3 separate regions of the Mus musculus genome follow, and all the other regions are linked to region 2. The links are chromatin loops, found by intact Hi-C in ENCODE. Cell type or tissue: left cerebral cortex. All regions are shown on one strand.

Region 1 (8,000 bases), 67 kb before region 2:
TGTTCTGTGCAGTGGTGCCAGGGACGCTGCTGCTATTCAGGGTGAGTCTCCCCCAAGTGACACCCCTCAAGTCATCTTGGCTTACCTGGGCCTGGACTGTGACTCCCAGTGTCCAGCTGGTCCTCTGAATTCCAAGGTTTGTCCTTCCAAGTTTGGGAGGCTGGGAATAACCACCAAAAGGATTCCCAGGGGGGTCAGCGTGTCCCCACGGCCCTCATAGAAACCCTCTCACTTCTGGCCCGCCAACGGGAGTCCCCTGCAAATGCAGCCAAGACAAGGGAAGAAGGTGTGTCCTCCCAGAGCCCCTGCGTCTCCTTAGGCCAGAAGACAACATTTTTCACCCACATTGGGGCTTCATTATGTAGCCCTGGCTGGCCTTGAACTCACAGAGATCTGCCTATTTCTGCCTCCCAAGTGCTGCTGGGATTAAAGGGCCACCATGCCTGCCCTTCTTCCTTTCTTTAACTTTTTCTTTTCCCCACCACCTAACCCCCCAAGACTGGGTCTCTCTGTGTAGCCCTGGCTGTCCTAGATATAAGGCTGGCCTCAGACTCACAGAGATCCACCTGCCTCTGCCTCCTGAGTGCTGGGATTACAGTTGTGCACCCCTATCGCCCTGCACTTTATTTATGTCTTAGTGTGTACGTGGGCATGTTGAGTGTGGAGGTCGAAGAACAACTTTCAGGAGTTGATTCTTTCCTCCCACTGTGGGATTCCGCACACCAAATTCATATCCTCAGGTTTGCATGGCAATACACTTACCAGCTTGAGCTATCATCTGGACTTTCTTTGCTTTCAGTTTTTATTTTACTTTATTTTATTTTATTTTTTTAAAGCTAGATATTAGTCTAGGCTAGCCTCAAACTTGCTATATCACCATGGCTGGCCTGATTCCTCTTTACCTTCCAAGCACTGAAATTACAGGCAGGTGGCACCACCAGTTTTATTTTTGTTTGTTTTAATTTTTGTTTTGTGTTTTGTTTTGTTTTTGTGGGGAGGGTTAGACAGCATTTTGCTATGTAATTCAGGCTGGGCTAGAACTCACTCTATAGATCATATTGGTCTGGAATTCCCAATCCTCCTGCCTCAGTTTGCCAAGCACTGGAATTACAGATGTCCAGCACCACTCACTCCCTGCTCGCCGTTCTGCTTGTCATTGAGGAGCAGTAGAGAGCTAGCATGGTGGTGCACAGCTTTGACCCTAGCAGCACTCAGGAGGCAGAGGCAGGCGGATCTCTCGGGAGCCAAGGCCAGCCTGGTCCACGTACTGAGTTCCCAGGTAGTTCTTGCTAGATAGAGATCCTCAGAGCATCAGTGGAGTGGCAGGGAGGTGCAGCAGTCCACTTGAGACAGGGAGATTGCTTAAAGTTTGAGGCCCATAAAAAGAAAGAGAGGAGAGGGGCAGAGACTAGAATCTGCCAAGATCCTGATGGTGGGATCTGCCTTGATGGTGGGGAGCACAGTATCCCTCACTCTTTCTGATAAAGCACTTGCTAGTAGGAGACAGTCTAAAAACCCTTCACCTCCCTCCTTGCTAAACGTCGCTTCTACTTCATCCCCTTCTGTAGAAACGGTGGCAAAATGAGAAGTTTGGGGTGGACATGCCAGATGACTATGAAGATGAAAATCTCTATGAGGTAAGCACTGTTTGCAGCAGGCGTCGGGTGCATGGGGTGTGGTGTCTGCCTTGAGTCTCACCCTGGAGTTGACTGGACGCTGGGGCTCCAGCTGTCAGGGTACTGATGTCTCCTCTCTGACCCCTGCAGGGCCTGAACCTTGATGACTGTTCTATGTATGAGGACATCTCCAGGGGACTCCAGGGCACCTACCAGGATGTGGGCAACCTCCACATTGGAGATGCCCAGCTGGAAAAGCCATGACTGACATGTCCCACCCTTCCCTGCCTGCCATATGTCTGACTCCAGCATCCCTGCCTCCCCACTCTTCCCCTGGAGTCCCCCCTTCCCAGTGCTTGCTCCAGCCACTCGAGTGGCCTACCCTTGCCTCCAGGCTGCCCCACCCTATTCTCCCACCTAATCTTGTCCTTCCCCAAGTCCAGCTCCCTCTCTAGTGGGTAATGAGCCCTTAATCGCTGCCTCTAGGGGAGCTGATTACAGCAGCCTCGTTAGTGTCACCCCCCCTCCTCCCAGATCTGTCATGGCCACTTAAGTGATAATAAATCCTTCCCAAAGCAGCCCTTGGCAGGAGTCATGGATCTCATGTAGACTGCTCCTCAACACTGCCAGGGAACCAGGAGCAGAAAACCCAAGTCCCCTCCCCCCTCAGACCCAGGATTCTAGGTTCAAGTTCTCACCTGACCACTTCTGAGATCTGGGACCAGACAGTTCTTGCTGTCTGTCTTCCCCAACCCCCTCCCCCCAAAATAACAGGAAGTCTCTTGGGGAAGTCCCCACCCCAATTGAAATGCTGGTTTATCTCCCTTATAGGGCCTCACCCTCCTCATGTCCCAAAGCAAGGGGGAACCAGCCCGGGTGTTACCAAATTTTTACCTATATTTAAACTCTGAGAACACAAGATATTATTTTCTGGAGTGGGGCCTAATTCCCTCATGGGTTCACTTGCATAAGGCAGATTTGGAGAGTTTCTGTCAAGAACCGGGGGGAGGGGGATGACAGAGAGAGCTAGAGTGGTGTGACAGTCATTGGGATGGGAAGAGCAGACTCAGGTTGTTAAAAGACAGGAGGCCAAGAGGAGACTCAGTGGGATCCCCAGAGACAAGGATGCAGAGATAAATAGCCAAAGGAAGAAGCAGACACAAACTGGCTGGCCTGATAATAACAGTTGAGGAAAGGACAAAGCCTGAAATCTCAGAGCATGAGAGAGACAGCCAACAGCAAGAAATGGGCCCAGCGTGATCAAGGCACAGAGGAGCTGCAGCAGGGAGAAGCAACAGAGGCCAGAAAGCAAGGAGTGCCTGGATGGGCCCCTGACCTTGTGGGCAGGAAGGCCTTCGAGCTTCGAAAAAGAGATCAGGGTGGTGGCGCGCACCTTTAGCTTTAATCTCTCTACTCCAGAAGCAGAGACACCTGAGTTCGAATCCAGCCCGCCTTACACAACAAGTTCGAGGCCAGCCAGGGCTACATAGGGAGCCCTTGTCGCAAACTAAGAGAAAGAGAGAGTAAGGGCCAGGGCAGGAGCTGGGCAACAGCAGGGAGGGCGGCGGAGGCGGACAAAGGCGAAGGGGAGCCGGGCGGGGCCGGGTGGGGACGCGCCCGCGGGGAAAGGAGGAGCCGCGCGGGCGGCGAGAAGGGGAAGGAAGCCGAGGTGCCGGGCGGGCACGGGGCGCGGGCAGGAAGCGGGGAGGGGCGGCGGGCGGGGGCTCCGGAAAAACGCCCCGACTTCCTGCCCGCCAGAGCCAGGAAGCCGGAGTCGGGACACCGGGCCCGGGATCCCCGAGCCCGACCTCGGGCGCCTCGCCGGTCACCTCCCCGCGCGGACACCAGGTACACTGTCCCTGGCCCCGCCCGGCCTCCTCCTCCAGCCGCCGCAGGGAGGAGCAGGGAGGGGACCGGGCGCGGAGGGCCTCCCAGGGTGCGCCCAGTGAACCTGCAGCCGCCTTTCTCTGGCCTCGGTTTTCTCATCTGTCAAAGAGAGCAAAGAGAAAACCCGGCGCGTTGGCGCCCGCCTGTCATCCCAGGAGTTGGGAAGCAGAGACAGGAGGATTGCCATGAGTTCGAGGTTAGCTTGGGCGACCTAGCATGAACCTGCCTCAAAAGAAAAAAAAAAAAAAAAACAAAACAAAACAGAGAGAGAGAGAGAGAGAGAGAGAGAGCACTTGTCGAGAGCACAAGTAGGTAGAGATCCAGGCTCCCAGCGAAGAACGATAACACTCATTTATCAGCAGGGAAACTGAGGCCCAGGGAGTCGGACTGCCTTGTCGTAGGGACAGAGCATCTGGGACTTGAACTCAAAGCTGTTTCCTGTAAAGAGCTGTCCCTGCGATCATGGATGCTTGATTAGAGCTCCCTAAAATAAACAAATATCTCTGCAGTACATTTTAAAGCCGAGACTTACAGAGCGTTAAACACGTCTCAGAAAGCTTTTTTCCTTACCCTCTCTGTGGTATTAATTATACTCTGGGAGATGGCTGTAGGGGAGAGAACCGGAAACATATCCTCATTGAACAGATGGGAAGACTGAGGCCTAAAGGGAAGTCATTGCATTTTGCAGGTTAGTCTATCAGAAGAAAATATATGCTCGAGCGCATGAGTGTTTTATGCTTTTGTTTGTGTGTGTGTGTGTGTGTGTGTGTGTGTGTGTGTGTCTATCTATGTGAGGGGGTTCTGTTTTTGTTTTGTTTTTTCTTTCCAATTACAGCGGGAGGAGTTGACAGTGGTGACAGAGGGTATACAAGCATTTGGAATTTAATAGGTCCGAGTTGGGGAGGTAGAGCTCATGTGAGGTCCCGATAGGTGCTTAGGACCTGAGCGACTTGAAGTTTCTCCGAGATTGAGCCCTAACCAGGCAATGGAACCATGCACCACTCCTGCTAAGGGGGCGGGGCCCAGGAGAGTGACAGGGGCAGTCGAAATACGGAAACAAGGGTCCTCCAAGGCAGACCAGAGCGGCCCTATCGGGCCAGCGTGGCGCCGTGTATTGCGATACCCGCCGGCAGGAGGAGTGGAGTTGCCGAGGCCGGAGAGCGGTAGGAGGCGGGCTAGAGCGGCCGGAGGGAGGAGTGGAGCTGGACGCAAAGGCGGCCTCTGGCTCGGCTAGAGCGACTCTGCGGCACGGGTGGGGGAACCTGGAGCTCGAGCGCGGAGGCTTCGGTTCCTGAGGCTGCAGTGGCTTGCTTCTCTTCCCATCCGACAGGTGAGATAGGCAGCCCTTGGTTGCCGTGAAACCTGACCCCACACGTCTTCCCTGCCACCCACACCACCACCGCTGCAGAATTAGTGAGCGCCTGTTGTAGATCAGCCACGTCCCACGTAAGATTTAGGGCTCGTGAAGACCCGCCACGTTACATAGGTCAATAAGAGCTCACATACCTTCCAGGTTTCAGGAAGCCTTTCACGGAGACCTGGCTTTTAACATAAGCATAGGCTTCTCATAGATCAAGGCAGGGCCCTACAGAACCCACCACACACCACTATCGAGGTCCCATAAACCATTAGTTTTCCCTTTAGAATCACCATCTCTCTGGATTCTTGAGGCCCACTATATGTCAAATAGAATGTGGGGTTGTATACATTCCAGGGCCCTCGTAGTTTTTTTCAAGGCTCCCAGAAGTTCTTGGAGACCTAAATAATCCAGTCCAAAGGCTTGTTGAATGTGAGCCCTTAGGACCCAGGCGCCTTTATGTGTTTACTTCTTCAGGACCCCCCCACACACACACACACACATACACACACACACACACACACACACACACACACACACACACTGCATAGACCTAAACCTGCCCTGACTTCCCCTGTCCACCCCACCTCCAGAGCCTCAAGTGCAAAATGCTCCCTCTGCCGGACAGTAGTGGACTTTGTCAGTTGCTTCATTTTGCCAGCTTTACCTATGTCTACTTTTCAAATCCTCTTTGAGCCCAGGTTTCTGGAGCTGCTGGGTCCATCCTGGGTGTCTGCAGAAGTCACGGCAGCCACATGACCTTTCCAGGCACCATCAGACCTGATGTATCTCAGAATAGATGCACATTTTAGTATTCCAAGGTCAAAGTGTGTGTGTGTGTGTGTGTGTGTGTGTGTGTGTAGCAGTGTTGTGTGCTGAATGTTTAAACTGTGGAACCAGACTGCCTGAACCTGAATCCTGGCTCTGACTCTCATAAGCCATGCCTCAATTTCCCCCTCCTGTAAATCAGCAATAAGAATAATAGTGACACCCTCCTCTCCTAAAACAAACCAAAATAATGCTGGCCTCATTGGGTCAGTAAGAGGATTAAATTCATTAACATCTGTAGACAGACCCTGAACCCTGCATAGAAACTAAGCCTGTGTGTGCTGTCTTTGCTGTGTCTGACACATACTGAGAACACGTGAGTGTCAGCCATTGTTCCTTATTACTGTGATGGGGAGTGTGGAGGCAATGCATGTGAACTGTGAACAAGAGAGTCAGGGTCTTCTGGTGACAATTTGTTAAAATTTCGTACCTCCCTTGGCTTCTCTTTTCTTGGGGGGGGGAGTTAATAAAGATTTAAGCGTGAGAGTTACGGGGGCCACTCTGAATGATGTGTACAGGCCAGTATGGTGGCACACGCCTTTGATCCCAGCATTGGGAAGGAGGAGACAAGTGACTCTCTTGATTCAAGGCTGGCCTGCTCTGCAGAGTTCCAGGATAGTCAGGGCTACACAGATAAACCCTGTCTCCTGTCTAAGAAAGAGAGAGAGAGAGAGAGAGAGAGAGAGAGAGAGAGAGAGAGAATAGAAGGAAGGAAGGACAAACAAGCATTCTGTCATTGAGCTACATCCCCAAGCCCTCCTTGGCTCCTTTGGGGTCTGTCAGGTGAGTATATTTCCTGCTAACTGAGATGAGCATGGGAGTTCCTGGTCTGTGATCATGGCTTCTAACCTAGAAGGTCTGGCTGGCTGGAAAGGGTGGTTTTTGAAGGCATCTTGTTTCTCAGGGGATGAGTGCTTGTAGTTGGGGAGGTATTGCAGTTGATGGGACTAGACAGAGTGCTTCTCTCCAATAATACTAGAACTCAAGAGACCAAGACAGGGGGATGCCCGCAAGCTTGAGGCCAGTCTACAGAGTGAGATCCTGTCTAGAAAAAAGAAAAGCAAAAACTGAGCTGATATACCCAGAACAGTTCTTACGCACTAGATGGGCTTGTTTCTCATAAGCTGACTTTGTTGGCAAGTGTATTTATTAAACGCTCACCAGTGTTCACATCTTGACATTAGCTGAGCTTTTATGGTGGACAGATCCAGCTTCTGAGGAAGAGTACAAATGATGCCTGCTTGGTGGAACCCCCGGCCATGACTTCTGGACACTACAGAAAGCATCTTTGGCAGAAATCAGAATCATAGCAACGGTTCATTGAGTGCTAGGGAGGAGGCTCCTGGAAGAGGGAGAAGGGCGGGTCTCGGGCAGCCAGAGTTATAAATAGCTTTGGGGTGTGGGGACCCGCCCCCTACTGGTCCACCCCACACTCTTTCCACCATTCCTTCCCTCCTGACACTGATCCACACAGCATTAGTCAGACTAATTAGGGTCTGGAAGATGCTGATGAAAAGGGAGAGTAGAGGGAAGATGGGATGGGGAGAGAGGATAGAGATGCAGTGTGGAGCTGGACCGAACCAACACCAGCTGTGGAAGGACAGCTGTCCTGGGGTGGGGGAGGAGAGATAGGGAGGCAGAGGAGGGGCCAGCAGAGGTGATAGGAAGGATGAGGTAGGTCTGGGAGGAGAGGTGGAGTCCCGGATTCATATTGAAGGGGAGCAGCATGCCCCTGAGGGCAGGCTGCTGAGCCCCACCTCCTCCATCATCTTTCAGGGACCAAAGCTGGGAACTGTAGGGAACCATGGGGCCCAAGAGCTCAGTGTGTCTGACAGAGAGGGACTCGGTTTTGTTTTCTCGTGTAGAGGGCGTTGGAGGTTGGGGGTTCACCATTGACATTTCCTGTCACAGGAAATGGGGCTGGTGGGTTCAGAGGCAACATCCTGGCCCAGGCCCGCCACAGATCACAGTGTATCACCTTCCCCTACTCTTCCTACCTTCTCCTAAGGGCTGTGCTTTTAATTTTGCTTGTGCCAAAGTCCCTCCCCCTTGAGGGCTAGCCAGCCTTCTGGGTCCCTGGTCCTTCCTTCTTTAGTGACCCAAATTAGTGGTTTTACCCACAGCCACCCAGCCCACCCATGGACCCATGCTCCTGGCCTCCAGCACACGCCCACCCCGCTTGGTCTCTCCGCCTCAGCTGGGCTGAGAAGAGCTCTTTGTCGCCACACAGAGGCTCCATTGAGCTTAGGAGGCTGGGGGGTGGGGGTGTTTACTCACCTTCCGCACCTGGGCCAGGAATCTGTGAGTAACTG
Region 2 (8,000 bases):
TCCACCTGCCTCTGCCTCCCGAGTTCTGGGATTAAAGGCATGCGCCACCACTACCCGCTTCTGTGAGTTTCAAAACAGCCAGGGCTGTGTATTTTTTTTTTTTTTTGAGATCCTGTCTCAAAATAAAAATAAAAATAAAAATAAAAATAAATAAATAAATAAATAAATAAATAAATAGTGAAAGTTGGGGCTGGGGAGATGGCTCAGTGAGTCAGGTGCTAGCAGCCGAAGCCTGAGGACCTGAGTTCAGATCCCCTGGGCCCATGTAAAGAGCTGGTTATGAGGACATGGTCTGTAATCCTTGTGCTGAGCAGGCAGACACAGGAAGATCCCTGGTCTTGCTAGTCTTGCCAAATAAGTGAGACCCAGTTTCCATGAGGGATCCTGTTTCACAAAGCAAAGTGGGGATTTGCCAGACGTGGTGGTCCAGCACTGGGGAGGCAGAGGCAGGGAGCTCTCCATGAGTTTGAGACCAGCCTGGTGTATAGAGCGAGTTCCATGACAGCAAAGGCTACACGCACATACATGTGCTTGTGCACTCACACACATGCACAGGCATGCACATAAATGCATCTGTGCACTCACACACATGCACAGGCACGCACATACACATGCCTGTGCACTCACACATATGCACAGGCATTCACATACATGTGCTTGTGCACTTACACACATGCACAGGCATACACATATATGTATATGTACCTATGCATTCGAACACATGCACACATACTACATACATGTGAAGTCAAATGAACAATTTTACTGAATATATCCAAAATAACATTTCTTCCAATATACATTATCCTGATCTGGGGTGGTAGCACCTGTCTGTAATTTAACACTTGGAAGGCTAAGGCACAAAGCTGAGGCCAGCCTGAGCTACACTGTGACAGCTTTGTGAGCGAGTTCCATGACAGCCAAAGCTACACGCACATACATGCATCTGTGCACTCACACACATTCACAGGCACACACAAACACGTGCTTTGCACTCACACACATGCACAGGCACACACATACATGCATCTGTGCACTCACACATATGCACAGGCACACATGCATGCACATGGACTGTCACAAAGCTGAGGCCAGCCTGAGCTACACTGTGAAGTCCAAGCCAGCCTGGGCTAGATGATAAGACTCTCCCCTCCCCCATCTCTCTCTCTCTCTCTCTCTCTCTCTCTCTCTCTCTCACACACACACACACACACACACAGCAGAGCAAACAAGATGATCACTATTAACAAGAGGGACTCTGACTATACCCCGGGTGGTAGAGTGCTCACCTAGCAAGCATAAAGCCCTGGGTTCAATTCCCCAGCACGACAGAAACCAGGCGTGGTGGGCAGCACAAGCCCACCCTCCACCCGAGAACTCGGGAGCAGAGGCAGGTGGAGCAGAAGTTCAAGGTCATGCGCAGTTACACGGAAAGTCAGTCTGGGCGTCCCACCTCTCTCTGTATATGTGATGTGTATGTGTACATATGTGCACAGATATGTGCAAATATATAGCCCTGGCTGTCCTGGAGCTCTCCATAGAGACAAGGCTGGCCTCTGCCTCTTGAGTGCTGGGATTGGAGGCATGTGATGTGCCACCTGGGGTATATATAAACATAAGTAATGAGTATCGTATACCTCCTTCACATGGACTCTCTGAAGTCTACTGTTTCGCATTCAATCTCAGTTATGTGTACGTGTGTGTGTGTGTGTGTGTGTGTGTGTGCATGTGTACATGTGGATACCCGTGGAGGCCAAAAGAGACTGCCAGATCCTCTGGGGCTGGAGTCACAGATGCCCAGAGTGGGTGCCTGGAGCCAAGCTCAGGCTCCTGGAAGTGCTCTTAGCCGCTGAGTCATCCCTCCAGTCCTTGGGTTTTCCATTCTGCACATACACCTCACACCGGCTTTGCTTCAGGCACACAGCTATCATGCTGGGCCGGAGGCTTGGATGACCGAGGCAGGATTCCACAGCACTGCTGGGTGCCCTGTGAGCTCATGATATAGACCTGAGAGGGCGATGTTGTGGAGGTGTGTGTGTGTGTGTGTGTGTGTCTGTGTGTGTGTGTGTGTGTGTGTGTGCATGGCAAGGCTTGGGTGACCCCACTCCCTGCTCTCCGGTTGCCTAGCTGTGTCCCTCAGGGCTCCCAGAAACATCACCAGGGTCTCTGTACAGCCAAATCTGCAAGCTCTACTAACAAGCCAATTTAGCCAGCCGCATGCTTGCTGAGCATGTATGCACTGGGCACCACGGAATGTCGGTAATCCCAGCACCGGGGAGGTGGAGGCAGGAAGATCAGGAGTCCAAGGCCAGCTTTGGCTATGTAGTGAGTTTGAGGACAACCTGGGCTACATGAAACCTATCTCAAAAAAAAATTTACTCTCTCATGCTCTTCAAGAGAAAAATCAAAGCTTCCTGCGACGTCCAGGCTCCCTCACCAAGCTTCTCCAAGTCACAGGCCAGCTGTGCTGCCTCCTCACTGCCTCTGCAACGGATGCCTTGTCTGCCCAGGACAGGCTCCTTAAAGGACCTGCAGCTGCTCCCCAACTGTTCGGGTTCATTCACATTGGGAGGGTTGCTCTGGCCATAGTCCTCTTCCTGCCTTCCCTCCCTCCATCTCTCTTTCTTTAACAGGGTTCTCACTATATAGCTATACCTGACCTATGCCTACAGACCTGGCTCTGTAGACCAGGCTGGCCTCAAACTCAGAGATCCACCCTACCTCTGCCTCCTGAGTGCTTCGATTAAAGGCATGTGTGTGTGCCATCACCACCCAGCTGACTTTTTTTTATTTTTAATTATGCTTAGGTGTGTGTGGGGGGGGGGTGGGTGGGTGTGTGCAGTACAAGTGCGTGCTGGGAACTGAACCCAGGTCCTATGGAAGAGCAGCCAGTGCCATCTGGGGCTGAGCCATCTCTCCAGCCTCAGACCTCGTGTTTTAGTAACCCCTCTCCTTACCTATAAAAGAGAAAATACCAGGAAAGTATTGGCCAAATAGCAATTGTAACAGCTTTATTTCCAAAGACAAAAGCCCCTCCCTGGGTTTGAGGCCTCAGGTGGAAGGCTCGGAGCTGAGCAGCAAGGCCAGGTAGGACGAGAACAGACAGAGATGGGACAGCCGGCCGGCAGGAGAGGCCGGCAGGTCCTGGAGGACACTTTACACAGGTTCCATCTGCAGCTCCTCGCCATCTGCAGGCTCCATCTGGTGGAAGGCAGCGTGGGAGCCTATGAGTACCAGCGTGGCTCCTGTAGGGGGATGGGTGGTTCAGGCTGTGCTCTTTCGCCTGGCTCCCAGCCTCACCCTACACAGACCCTGTACTCACCCAGGACCCAGAAGACAGCAGAGCCAGCACCGGCCAGCCAGAAGAAGGGGAAAGAGACGCCACCAGCCAGGGCATACTGATGTGCTGGGCTCACCTCCCGGCCTGGGAACAGATGGTGTAAGGTAGCCGTTCCCACCCGACCCTTTCCCACAAGTGTCCAGGGTCACTTTCCACCCATCTAGTGTCACAGACTCTGGAACCTTCCATGTAATAATACAGACTCCTCACATCAGTGTCTCCCATACCTGGCCCCTACCCTGCCTCCCCAAAGCCCCCTGTCCCCATAACAACCTTCCTCTGCCCCACCTCTGCTGTCTAGCTTCACCTCTCCCAGGAGCCCTCAGGTCACTTCAGACTAGGGCCTGATGTTCCACCCTGGTCACCGGGAGTCTCAGGCTGGTGGCTCCACAGTCAAATCTGACCTAAGGATTTTTGTCCCCTTTTTTCCTTTGTTAAGATTTATTTCTTTGAATTGTGTGTATATGCCCTGCACGCATACGTGCCCAAGATCAGGTGCCCATGAGGAGGTGGCCATGGGCACCCACCTGACTTGGGTGCTTGGAACCAAACCAAGAACAGTACTCAACTGAGTACTCAACTGCTGAACCATCTCTCTAGGCACTTATTTTGATTTTTTTTTTTTTTTGACAGGGTTTCTCTGTGTAGCCCTGGCTGTCCTGGAACTCACTTTGTAGACCAGGCTGGCCTCAAACTCAGAAATCCGCCTGCCTCTGCCTCCCGAGTGCTGGGATCAAAGGCATGCGCCACCACCGCCCGGCTAGGCTTATCCTGAACTTGTAGCAATCCTCCTGTTTTAGCTTCCCAAGTGCTGGGATTAGAGGCACAGGCCAGCTTCTGGTTTTAAGGATGTGTTCTTTGATGCACCTTGCGAGAATTTGGTTTGTGGGGGCTGGAGAAGGTGACTCAGGAGTTAAAAGCACGTATTCTTCCAGAGGGCCCGCATTACACATTTTTTAAGGCTAGGGCATAGCAACACACTCTTTAAACCCTAGTACATATATATTAATTTCCTCCACCCCCGCCCCACGCTCTCCTATGCCTGAAAAGTGTGTATGTCCTAGTGACCACTACCTGCAGAAGCCAAGTTCTGACCTGCTTCAGTCTATTTCTTTGCCACAGCCTATCTTTGTTTGGTCCTTAAGCTTGCTGGGCTATGAAAGACTTATTTTAAGTCTCCTCGGAAACTTTTGGATTCCCCTCATTGGGTCTTCCCTGACACCTTTCTTTCCAGTGGTCCTGGTGACAGTCTGGGGCCACCGGACTTACAGATCTCAGCCTTCCCCTCTGAGAATCATCAGGGCCAAGACTTGGGAAGGAACACGGATCTAGGCCTGCATGAGGTCGCCACCTGGTGTGCAGTGTGGGTATCTGCAGCTGATGCGTTCCGTGGGGGGGGGGGGGGGGGGTTGAGTGGAATTGGATTAAGTCATTTACAAGAGACAGAGGTGCCAGGGCTTTGGGGTCTCTCTGGGTTTGGGAAGCTGAGACTGGAGGGGAGCACCTGGTGGGTCTAAGCCCTTAAAGACCAAGTTAAGTGACTCTAGTGGACAGCTCGGTGGGGGCCGTCTTGGGTCCCAACTATTCGGAAGTTTGCATTCCGTGAGACCACGATCAGAAAGGCCCGAGGAGCCATTTGGGCAGGAGATTTCTTACCAAAGAGTACAAGCTTAGACTGCAACGTGCGCAGATAGAGAATGTAACAGGCGCCAAAGAAGACAGCCAGAGCCACCAGCAGCATGGGAGATGTCACCCTGGAAGAGTGTGGGAGACAGGAGTTAGGTATCCGAGGCTGCGTCAGCCAGGCCCCTCTAGCTTTGGACACAGACTGAGGTTACGTCCTTCTAGGCCAGCGAAGGCCACATCCTGGTCAGGTGAATGCAGGAGTACAGACTGACCGGGTCCTGTAGTGACAAAGTGGGCTAACTGGTCTGGGCGGGGCCTGGCAGCCGGGGGCGGGGTCTGACTATCGAGGGCGGGGCCGCAGAGGCACTCACACGCAGTACAGGATGAGGCCGAGAAACACGAACACGTAGTTGCTTTGATAATACTCCACGTTGCGTACCAGGCGCTGGCAAAGCTCTCCCACATTGCGGGGTCGCGAGAAACGTTGCTGGTCCACGAAGGTGCCCCAGGGCCGGATGGTCGCCCGGCGCCGCTCCAGCCACTCTCGGCCTGCGCCGGATGGAATCAGCTTGGGCAGCAGGGTCCTAATGGGCAGGGCAGAGCAGAGCAGCTGAAGGGAGGGAGAGGGTAGAATCTGGACCCCAGATTCTAGCACACCTGGTCCCAAGCATGACCTTGAACCCCTAGGAGGAAGGGTCCTGAGAGGGAGCCAACAGGACTGAGTCCCTCCCAGGACCTCTGAGGAGATGAGGGACTCCTGCATCTCGGATCTGGGGGTAACACCCTGCTTGCTCACGTGGCGCTCAGCCCTTCCCCTTCGGCATCCTTCTGCTGGTCCTTCTGGGCCGCCATGTCTGCACTGCAGTGGATAGAACCGCTGTAAATAGCCCGGAGCCCAGCAGCACCTAGGCGGCCCCACCCCAGCCGGGACTCTTTGGAAGTGGCGTCGTTGGGAGCTCTAGAGGGCGGTAGTTGTTCCTCCAAGCATTGTGGGTGTTGTAGTCATCGTGGCGTCAAGAGGCAGGTTTGCCTCGCAAGACATCTTGGGAGATGTATGCTAAGAGCTCGTCGGGAGCCTCTAGGCATTGTGGGAATTGTAGTTTCAGGAGGCTCAGCGTGGACTACAGCAGGTGGACTGTCAGGACAGAGGATTTTGTGGGAGTTCGAATGGCAGAAACGTACTTCCGTGGACCGTGCAGAGCTGTCGTTCTGGCTCGAGAGAGCTTAATAAAACATTGTTCGAAAACTCAGATATTCTGATTCTAACTGGGCAAGTCTGGGAAAGAGTTCATTTACTTTTTCTTTCCTAAAAGTATTTACTTTGAAAGTGAGACAGGAGAGATGGCTTACTTGTTTCTCTTTCAAAGGATCATAGCTTGGTTCCCAGCATCCACACCCAGTGCTTCACAACTGCCCGAAACTCCAGCTCTAGCCAATCAGACATACTCATGTGCACATACCCACACTCAGATACACATGATTTAAAAATAAATGTTTGCATTTTAAAAGAAAAGATTTACTTTTATATGTTTATGCGTGTGTGCCACCAGAAGAGGGTTTTAGAGCTCCTGGAACTGGAGTTACAGGCAATTATGAGCTGTCTAGAAATCATGGGTGCTGGGAACGGAACTCCTCCGGGTTGGGATTTCAGTATGGGCCACTCAGCAGGAAATTGTGTCTGGGTTTCCCACTTGGGGTCCAGCATTGCTTCAGATCAGTGGAGGACTGCAAATGTACAGTTAGCCTAAAGACTAAAGAGGGACACCACAAGGCCAGAGTACTGGAAAAGACAGAGAACCTTGGAAACCAGTTTGGCGGCAAAAGTCAGCTGGGTTTGACTGCTATGGGAACCAATTCAGTTTCTTTAAGAGGACTAAGCAAATTCTTTCTATTTCATGACCCTCAAGTCTCTGCTGCCCTGGTGGGAGTCGGGGCTTCGGGAGAAGGCAGTGGAGAAGGCAGTGGGATCCAGAGGCAACACTGTTGCAGAAAGTGGCAAACTAATTCAAAGAATGTAAGAAATTTGAATACTGGGATTTTTAGGATAGGTGTCTGGAAGCTGGGAAAGGAGTCCTTTGGGACAGTGGAAGCGAGGACCCTGAGGTAGAGATGTGATGAGGCAGGGGGTACTTTCAGGTTCCTGAGGGAGGAGGCTCACGTTAGATGGGTTTTGAGTCAGTAGGTAGTAGGAGACATCCGAGAAGGCTGTGGGAGATGGGACTTGGCTCTGAGCTCTTTCCTGTGCTTCCCAGAGCAAGTGGCACTGGGAAAAAGCCAGAAGATATTAACAGGAACTCGAGACCTTGATCATAATGCCGGCTGCATGACTTCAAGGGGCCTCCCCCACTTCTGTCCTGTGCTGAGTCCCTCTGTCAAAGCGGATGCTCCTTCCTGGTGCTAGGTGATTGAAGCAGAGTATGTGGGTGTCCCAGGAGAGGTCTTGGCCCATGCAACTCCTCCCTCCCAGGATCGTCTTGTCCTGAGATCACCAGAGGTCACAGTACAAAGAGCCCCAAGTGCTCCAACCCTGAATGGCTGATCCTCCCCTCTCTGCCTCCCACCTGGTGGGATTACAGGTGGTCACCGCTAGAAAATGGCCAGCTTTATTATTTTTTCTTTCTCTACCATGGCTCTGTAGGCAAGGATAGTATGATCTTGAACTTCTGATTTTTGTTCCTAGTCCAAGAATTCTGTAGGATCACAGATGTGGCCAGGGGTTGGTGGCACATGTCTTTAATCCCAGTACTCAGGAGGCAGAAGCAGTTGGATCTCTGTGAGTTCACGACCAGTGTGGTCTACAAAGTGAGCTTCAGGACAGCTAAGGCTACACAGTGAAACCTTGTCTTAAAAAGAAACAAACAAACAAACAATAACAACGAAAGGATCACAGGCATCTTGTCACCTTATTTATGCAGGGCTCAGAACAAACCCAGAGCTTTTGTAGGCAAGTAGTCTGCACCAGAGCCACACCCCCAAGCATTTGATTATTTTAAAAGCTTTATATTATTTATCATGGTTTTGAGAAAAGGGGGAC
Region 3 (8,000 bases), 81 kb before region 2:
GTGGGAAGTAAGTTCCTCTTCGCTTAAGACCGTGAAGCAGTTTATAAGTTAATATTAAATGTCCACGGGATCCACTTTGTTTCAGGCTTTGGCATGGGCACAGGGACCACCATGACTCAACACAGCCTCTGAAAACCAAAAGGTCAATTCCACAGTGTGGGAAAAGGTCGGTGCTTCCACCTGCCAGCACGTTTTTAAGGAGGGTGATGTAGGGAAGGGTGGTGAGGCCTAGCTGAGGTGTGCACCTCACACCCCCTCTTGGAAGCAAGCGTGCAGTGGTGTTGACAGTGCTTCAGGTGGTAGGTTAGGGCGGCTGTGGAGTTGCGAGAGGAAGACTGTTGGGTTTCTCTGGGTAGAGTGGTGTACTTGCTGTGGACAGGGTTGGTTGTCTAGTTTCCACAGCTGCTGTGGGGGGAGGCTGCCATATCCAGGGCCCGCCAGACACTGAGCTGTGTCCCAAGCAGGATGGGGTTAGCAAGAAATGGAATCGAGCCAGGTGCCTTTTGCCTTTGATTCCAGCACTTCTGGAGCAGAAGCAGTTTGGGGCCAGACCTGCTGGTGTGAGCTTGTATTCCCAGAATTTGAGAGACCAAGGCAATGCTGAGGGGGCTGGGCTGAGCTACAGGAAGACCCCAGCATTCTGGGGTCTAATGGGTTCCTGTCTGGTTTGATCAAAAAGCTCAGGCTCTTACCAAATTGTAGCCGTTTGTCATAACACTGAAAAGGGGGGTACAGAGGTGGCATTACTTTCTTCGAAGATAGGCTAGTTCTGTTCAAAGTTAGTTTTCAGACTATGTTTGTAGTTTTGTCTGGATAATGAGCTGGCTTGTTCTGTCACTTGCTTTTGGGGCTGGAGTGCAGTGGGGAAACAGGCTCATGTTTTAGGTCCTGAGAAAAGGCTCCATGGGCCTCCTGTGTTAGGACCAGGGGGCTTGTTGGGAGAGTGACATTTGTAGGGGACCACTTCCGTTGGAGAACCAAAGGGAGGGTGAGTTAGGGCTGGGAGAATAGATTTTTCCACAGAAGTTTAACATGAAGGCATTGGGGAGGGAAACATACAAGGTTTTTCATCCCACACTTAAAGACGGGGTGGTCAGGGTGGGGTCCCCACCCTGCTCTTAGCACAAGTTTCTTCTGTTGTTGTTAGGCTGCAGTGCTTCATGAAACCTTGGTCTTCGCAAGTAAGTTCAAATCCAAGGTGCCAGCCCCTCCTGAGCAGCAATTCTGGGGCTTTATCTAAAGTTGTGCCTTTAAAATGTGCCAGAGCCAGGTCTTGTTGAAGAGGAGAATAAAAAGAAATAGGCTGTCTTGCTGCTTACAGCCTCTAAATAGTTCTTTATTCAGTCAAAAGGAGTGCACACAAGCTCTGGAATGGCAGGCCCATGCCTTGTAATTAGTTGGCAGGTGGTTTCCCACGAGATGATTTTTATGTGGTGCTGGAAAGGACGGCTAGAATCCCCATTGCAGAAGCTTTTAGCCTTGTTGTGATTCCCTCCGTTTGTCCGCTGTGCTTGCAGTTGGCTAGTTCTTTGGTGATGTGCTGAGATTCAAGCACCCACTGTGTCCAGGCAGCCTAGTGAGACCAAGGTTCCCCACCCTGAGGAAGAGCAGAGAGGTATAGAGCATTTGAGTGGGCCTTTAAGATTGGGGTTGTTGGTGATGTCACCTTGCAAAAAGGTTGGAAATGGCTGTTAATCCTGACACTGATACGGGCTGTGGGTTTTTTAAAAATTAAAGCAAAATGAACAGAGACAAGCTGTGGGGGCAATGTCTTGGGTGCCAGTCCAATGCTAAATGGAACCTGGGCAGTAGTAGATGAGCTGAGTCTGTCACAGGGCTGTTCATCCCTAAAATGAAGTTGCCTGGGGCCCCAGTACCATGCGGCTCTTGGCTACTGTGTAGCTTGCAGATGTGAAGAATGCATGGCACGGCTTCAGCTCAGTGCCTTGGGTTTTCCTGACGCTGGTTTGATAGGCCAGAAGAGTGCCCACAGGACAATAATCCTTGCTCGACCCATGGTTGAGGCAAGGCACATTACAAGTTTTGAGGTGCCCACCACAGAAAGTGCCTGCATCAGGCACATGGGTATGGCCACACTTGATGAGGCTTATCTAGAACATGGGGCCAGTCTTGGTGAGGGGCAAAGATCCAGGGGTGTCAAACACCAGTTTTGGTACATGGTCTCAGTTACACAGTTGTCTAATTTCACACAGTGAAGGACAAGCAGGTGACCTCAGGCTCCCTCTTGCCCCACCCACAGCTTCCACAGCACGGCACCTGTACCTCCGAGGTGGTGCTGGGGTTGGTTCCATGACCAAGATCTATGGAGGACGGCAGAGAAACGGTGTCAGACCCAGCCATTTCAGCAGAGGCTCTAAGAGTGTGGCCCGCCGGGTCCTCCAAGCCCTGGAGGGGCTGAAAATGGTGGAAAAGGACCAAGATGGGTATGCAGGGTTGTGGCTGGGCCAGGGGTAGTCTTTGCCTGCTGGTGGCATGTGGTGGGGTTGTTGGACCTCCCTATAAATGAAGGTATGGGGCCTTCAGAAAGCAAAAGGGAGGGCCTCACCCAGACCTCTCTGGCTGACTTGCTCTGACTCTGGGAAGGTAATTTAGCGACTGTCTGCTTTCATTAGCCTACTCGTTAACTTTTCCCAATTGATTTTTTCGGGGCTTTTGATCTAATGCTTGCACAAACGACACCCCGTCAACTCCCAAGGGTCTCCCTCTCCTGCCCCGGGCTCGTTAGGATGTGGCTGGCCACAAGTGGGACTTGGCAAACACAGTGCAGTTCCATCACTTGGTACTTTGTTTGTGCACCACCCCTGGGGGGGTGGGCTGTACTCATCCAGGGTTTGTTTTGTTTTGTTTTGTTTTTCTTTGTACAGGGGCCGCAAGCTGACGCCTCAGGGACAGAGAGACCTGGACAGGATCGCTGGACAGGTGAGAGGTGCACGTTATGCGTCTGTTGAAACAGAGCGGGGGGGGGGGGGGGCTGGAGGCCACACTGGGAAGGGGTTAAAAATAAGGTATACTAGCCAGGCGGTGGTGGCGCACGCCTTTAATCCCAGCACGCAGGAGGCAGAGGCAGGCGGATTTCTGGAGGTCAGCCTGGTCTGCAGAGTGAGTGCCAGGACTATACAGAGAAACCGTGTCTTGGGAAAAAATTAAAAAAAATAAGATATACTATAATTGCTGGAGACTGGGTGCCCAATGTGGTATGAGGCTTCTATAAACTTAGACCTGTAGTCCCGTACAGATACTTGGTGTTAGGGCTTCTAGCCACTCTTCCTCCTTAGTACCAGGCACCAGGTTTACACAGCTTGGGATGGGGTAGAGATGTGGCAGACAGGTTCAGGCCCAGACTTTGTAGAGTGACTTCCTTCCTACCACATTCCATGTAAAGTGATGCTCACCCTGAACAGCAGTGGTGTAAAGAGGAGCCCTGGGATCTGACAGGCACTCCGTGCCTAATTTTCTCTCTACAAGAGACTCTACCACCTAAGGGTCTTGGAAGGCTTTAGCCCTTAACTTGGAGTCTTAGTAAAAAGAGCCTGACCCCAAACATTGGCAAACCCATCCCCTCAGGACAAAGGGCAGAAGCTTGAGCCCTGTGTATAATTTACAGAGTCAGAAGTGTCTGCAACAGTGGGGCTGAGGGCATGGATGCAGTGAGCTATGACAAACCTTGACCCCGCCCTGATCTTTCTGTCTTCCCACAGGTGGCAGCTGCCAACAAGAAGCATTAGAACAAAGGATGCTGGGTTAATAAATTGCCTCATTCATAATCCTGGTCTGGATCTGGTTTTGGTTTTCAAAACGATTTCCATGGGTGTCCTTAGCTATCATCCTGCTGAGGCTGGCCTTAAACTTAGATCACCTCGCCTTTGCAGCCACCATCCAGCTCTGGTCTGGGTCTCTTGGCTTCATTTAGGAGTAGAGGAATTGTGATTGTCCTCAAGACACCAGTGGAGCTGTGGCATTAGTGTTAGGGCAAGGCTGTGCATCTGTGGTGGTAATTGAGAAAAAACTGTATAGTTGAAAGTGACCTCCCCAGTCAGTCAGTCCCTGTGCTAAAGATGGAGCCATTCCTCCATGCTGTGTGTAGCCCCAAGTGCGGTTGAGCAGATTTAACCAAGTAAGCTGTATCGAGTGTGCTGGGCCTCTGAGCAGAAGTCTAACCCAGCTCAGTTGGTCATGGACGCATCCCAGGTGCTAGATGTTCCCTGTCAGTTCCTTATTTCTCCAAGCTAACAGGTTGATGCCAGGTAAAACTGGCTCCCAGAAGAGCCCTTGTTAAGTCCTTGCTGGAAGTGGCTGTTGACTCTTATACATGAGATCTGTGCAGCCTCTCCCAGTGTGAAGTGCATGCCAAGCAGTTTGCAGATGTTTTCCATGCCCAGCAATCCTCTGAAGTGTTGAATTGAAGCATTTGAAGAGAAGTCACATAGTGATTTGCTGAATGCTCTAAGGCTTTGAGAATCACATGGCCACGCGGTCAACCTTGGGCACCTACAATTCCCTCTAGCATGAGTACATTCTGCTCAGCTGAGCCATGACTGGATAAACTACCTGGCCGAGTAGGCATAGCTGCAGCTTCACTCTTCGGCCACTAGGTGGCAGCTGCTAGCCACTGCTGAACAAGTTAAATTCCAGCTCCTAGTTCGTTGGGAACTGGGGGTGCTCAAGATAGCTGTCCTGTGTGAGCAGGCCCCTACCACAACATTGGGGCCTGTAGTACAGAAGGGGAACGAATCTTCAGGAACTGCCAACTGCATTTAGTGGTACACCAAGCTCATGGAAGGGGGTTCATACCTACATAGGCTCAGCTGAACTGAAGAATCATGTAATTGCTGCAATTAAGATTTTATGTATGGGAGTACGCTAGCTGTACAGATGGTTGGGAACCTTCGTGTGGTTGTTGAGGGTTGAATTTTTAGGACCTGCTCGATTTGGTCCAGCCCAAAGATAGGCACACTGGCTGACAAACTGGAAGAGGGCGTCAGATCTCATGGGTGATTGTGAGCCACCATGTAGCTGCTGGGATTTGAACTCAGAACCTTCAAAATGCTCTTACCCACTGAACCATCTTAACAGCCCAGTTGCAGTGTTAATTACTGTGTAGCCTAGAATGGCCTGGAACCCCTGCCTCCACCTTCAGAGTATTGGGTTTACAATCAACCACCAAGTGTAGCCACTTGCCCTATTTTATTTATTTTTGAGACAGGGTTTCTCTATAGCTCTTGCTGTCCTGGAACTCCCTTTGTAGACCAGACTGACCTCGAACTCAGAAATCTGCCTGCCTCCCAAGTGCTGGGATTAAAGGTGTACGCCATCATGGACTTGTTTATGAATTATGAAACATTCCAGGCATGCAAAACAGTATTCAAAACAGCCTTGCAAAAGCTCTCCACCCATGGCTGGGAAAATGGCTCCAGGGTTTAAGAATACTTGCTGCTCTTCCAGAGGACCTGAATTTAGTTCCTAGCATTCATGTCAGGTGACTCTGCTGTAACTCCAGATCTAGGGAATGAAATGCCTCTGGCCTCAGACACTTCACTCAGGTGCACATACCCATGTGCAGGCCCACACACCTATACACAATTAAAAGTAACAGTAAATCTTTAAAATGCCCAGCCTAAGGAGTAACAGGGGAGTCAGGGATGGCAGAATACACCCACAATACTGGGAAGCAAAGAAGAGAATCACAAGTTTGAGGACAGCCTGGTCTACATAGGGAGATCCAGGCCAGCCAGAGCTCTGTCAAAAGACAAACAGGAAAAAAGTGTTATACAAAGAAAATCAGTTGTAACTCAGTAGCAGATCTCTTGTCTGGCACAGGAGGAGCCCAGAGTTCCACAGAAGCAAACATAAAAAGGAATAAACACACACAAAACCACTGCAAAGTCAAAATTAGGGCCTGGGGAGATGGCTCAGCTGTTAAGAACACCTGCCACAATGGGCAGTGGTAGCACACACCTTTAATCCCAGCCCTCAGAGGCAGGCGGATCTCTGAATTTAAGACCAGCCTAGTCTACCAAGTGAGTTCCAGGACAGCCAGGACTACACAGAAACAATGTCTCAAAAAACCAAAACATAAAAACCCACCTGCTGTTCTTCCAGAGGTCCCTGGTACTATTCTCTTCATCTATATGGCCTCTGAGTCCAGGGGGATCTGACAGCATACACGCAGGCAAAACACCCATGCACATTAAATGAAAATGAAACTTTGTGTTTGTTTTGTTCTGTTTGAGACAGGGTTTCTCTGCGTAGCTGTGGGGCTGTCCTGGAATTCACTCTGTACACTAGGCTGCCCTCAAATTCTGCCTGCCTCTGCTGGATTTAAAGGCACACATTACCTTCCAGCATTTTTTTTTTTTTTTTTTGGCTTTTCTTTTTAAAGGTGGGTGAATCCAGCTGTGTCCTTCTCCAGCCCCACCCAGTCCTCTTCCTCAGGAGGTAAGCATGATGTGGTGTGCACATTCATCTCTACCTTTGTCCCCAAACAGCATACAGTGACATTTTTTTGCCTTTGAAAAACAAGTCAACTGCCAGGCATGGTGGCACACCCACCTTTAATCCCAGCACTCAGAAGGCAGAGGCAGGCAGATCTCTATGAGTTCAAGGCCAGCCTGGTGGTCTTCACAGTGAGTTCCAGGACAGTCAGGGCTACACTGAGAACCCATCTCGAAAAACACAAAACAGAAGAGAAAACTAAGTCAACTGCATCATCTACACCAGTTTTTTTCTCCTCCCCATTTCTCCACTGACTTCCTCCCTGCTCGGTGGCTTTCAGCTAGCCTCTCTACAAAGGCTGGCTTTCCTCTTACAAACGTACCTTGGAATTCCTTTGCCATTTTCCCTACCAAAAGTATCGTGTAGTTTTTGTTTTCTTCATGATTCAGCTGCCCCCCTAAAGCCTCTTTCGAATTTTTTTATTTTTATTTGGGGGAGATGCTTTGTGTATGTGTGTGTGTGCACTACATGTGTGCATGTGCCCATGTACCTTTGGGAGTCAGACTGTCTGAAACTGGAGTTACAGACAGTTGTAACCCACTACAGGTGAGTTCGGGGCGTAAACCCCTGTCTTCTACAAGAACAGTGCATGCTCTTAACATGCTCTTAACATCTCTCTAGCCCCTATTTGGGGGGTTGTTCTGTCTGTCTGTTTGTTTGTCTAACTGTCTGTGTCAGGGTCTTGTTGTATAGCTCTGGCTATCCTGGAATTCATGACAGTTCTCCTGCCTCTACCTCCCTTTTGCTGTTTTGATTTGATTTGGTTTGGGGGTATTTGTATTGTTTTGTTTTGTTTTGTTTTGTTTTTTGTTTTTGTCTGAGGCCAAGTCTGCAGAACAGGCTGACTTGGAACTTGCCTTTATCCTGTCTCAAACTCTGGAATTATAGGTATATGCCAATACACCTAATTTAATAAATGTATTTTTGTCCTGTCTTTACATATGTGAAAATCACCTAACTACTTACAGTATCTCAAAAGCTCATTTCCCATTCAGACCTCATTTCAGACTCTTGTTAGTTAACATTTTTAATTTATTTATGTTCTGTGTATGGTTGCTTTGTCTACATATGTCTGTGCACCATGCATAGGCCCGGTGCCCACAGAGGCAAGAAAAGGACCTGGAATTAGCTGGAAGCTGCCCTATGGGTGCTGGTGGTCAAACACAGGTCGTCTGGAGATTACAGGAGCAGGCCACCACACCCACCTGATGTTTTCTTTTTACTCACTCTTGTGTGCACACACATCTGTGTGCTTGCCCTTGCCAGTATAGAGAACATGTGGAGGCTGAAGGCTGACTGCAAATGTCTTCCCCACTCTCCTCACCCATCCCCTTTCTTGTTTTTGTTTTGTTTTTCCAGACAGGATTTTTCTGTGTTGCCTTGGCTGTTCGGGAACTCATTCTGAGGACCACCAGGCTGGTCTTAAACTCACAGAGATTCACCTGCCTCTCCCTCCTGAATGCTGATGCTGGGATAAAAGGTGTGCA

What was found. Peaks named below come from ENCODE experiments on the same cell type or tissue, not always from the same donor. Only the 100,000 strongest peaks of a DNase experiment are listed, where the experiment ranks them.
Region 1: it touches region 2 in a loop (4-fold over the local background); 15 of 42 quality-filtered maps call a loop at or near these places.
Region 3: it touches region 2 in a loop (5-fold over the local background); 21 of 42 quality-filtered maps call a loop at or near these places.

What each region holds. Positions count from the first base shown.
Region 1 is chr7:24,899,665-24,907,664 of GRCm38, forward strand. Cd79a (CD79A antigen (immunoglobulin-associated alpha)) reads left to right here. Exons shown (of 5, transcript NM_007655.4): 3 at 1-41; 4 at 1,569-1,637; 5 at 1,767-2,194. The coding sequence ends at 1,880. It overlaps Arhgef1 (Rho guanine nucleotide exchange factor (GEF) 1), which reads left to right and starts at 3,322. Exons shown (of 30, transcript NM_001130151.1): 1 at 3,322-3,464. In left cerebral cortex, CTCF peaks have their summits at 4,636, 5,503 and 7,918; DNase peaks (open chromatin) are centred at 3,530, 4,616 and 5,480; H3K4me3 peaks cover 2,609 bases; H3K27ac peaks cover 2,023 bases.
Region 2 is chr7:24,966,765-24,974,764 of GRCm38, forward strand. It overlaps Rabac1 (Rab acceptor 1 (prenylated)), which reads right to left and starts at 5,964. Exons shown (of 5, transcript NM_010261.2): 1 at 5,763-5,964; 2 at 5,338-5,550; 3 at 4,997-5,094; 4 at 3,323-3,424; 5 at 2,986-3,245. The coding sequence starts at 5,818. The coding sequence ends at 3,157. Mir7046 (microRNA 7046) reads right to left here and starts at 3,311; the gene lies at 3,246-3,311. In left cerebral cortex, CTCF peaks have their summits at 4,679 (motif pointing left), 4,878 and 5,915 (motif pointing right); DNase peaks (open chromatin) are centred at 3,228, 4,699, 5,317 and 5,955; H3K4me3 peaks cover 1,532 bases; H3K27ac peaks cover 1,064 bases.
Region 3 is chr7:24,886,022-24,894,021 of GRCm38, forward strand. It overlaps Rps19 (ribosomal protein S19), which reads left to right. Exons shown (of 6, transcript NM_001360119.1): 4 at 2,261-2,444; 5 at 2,886-2,940; 6 at 3,720-3,790. The coding sequence ends at 3,746. Among named protein-coding and RNA genes, the nearest start is that of Rps19, 5.4 kb to the left of the region's middle. In left cerebral cortex, a CTCF peak has its summit at 4,605 (motif pointing right); a DNase peak (open chromatin) is centred at 4,606.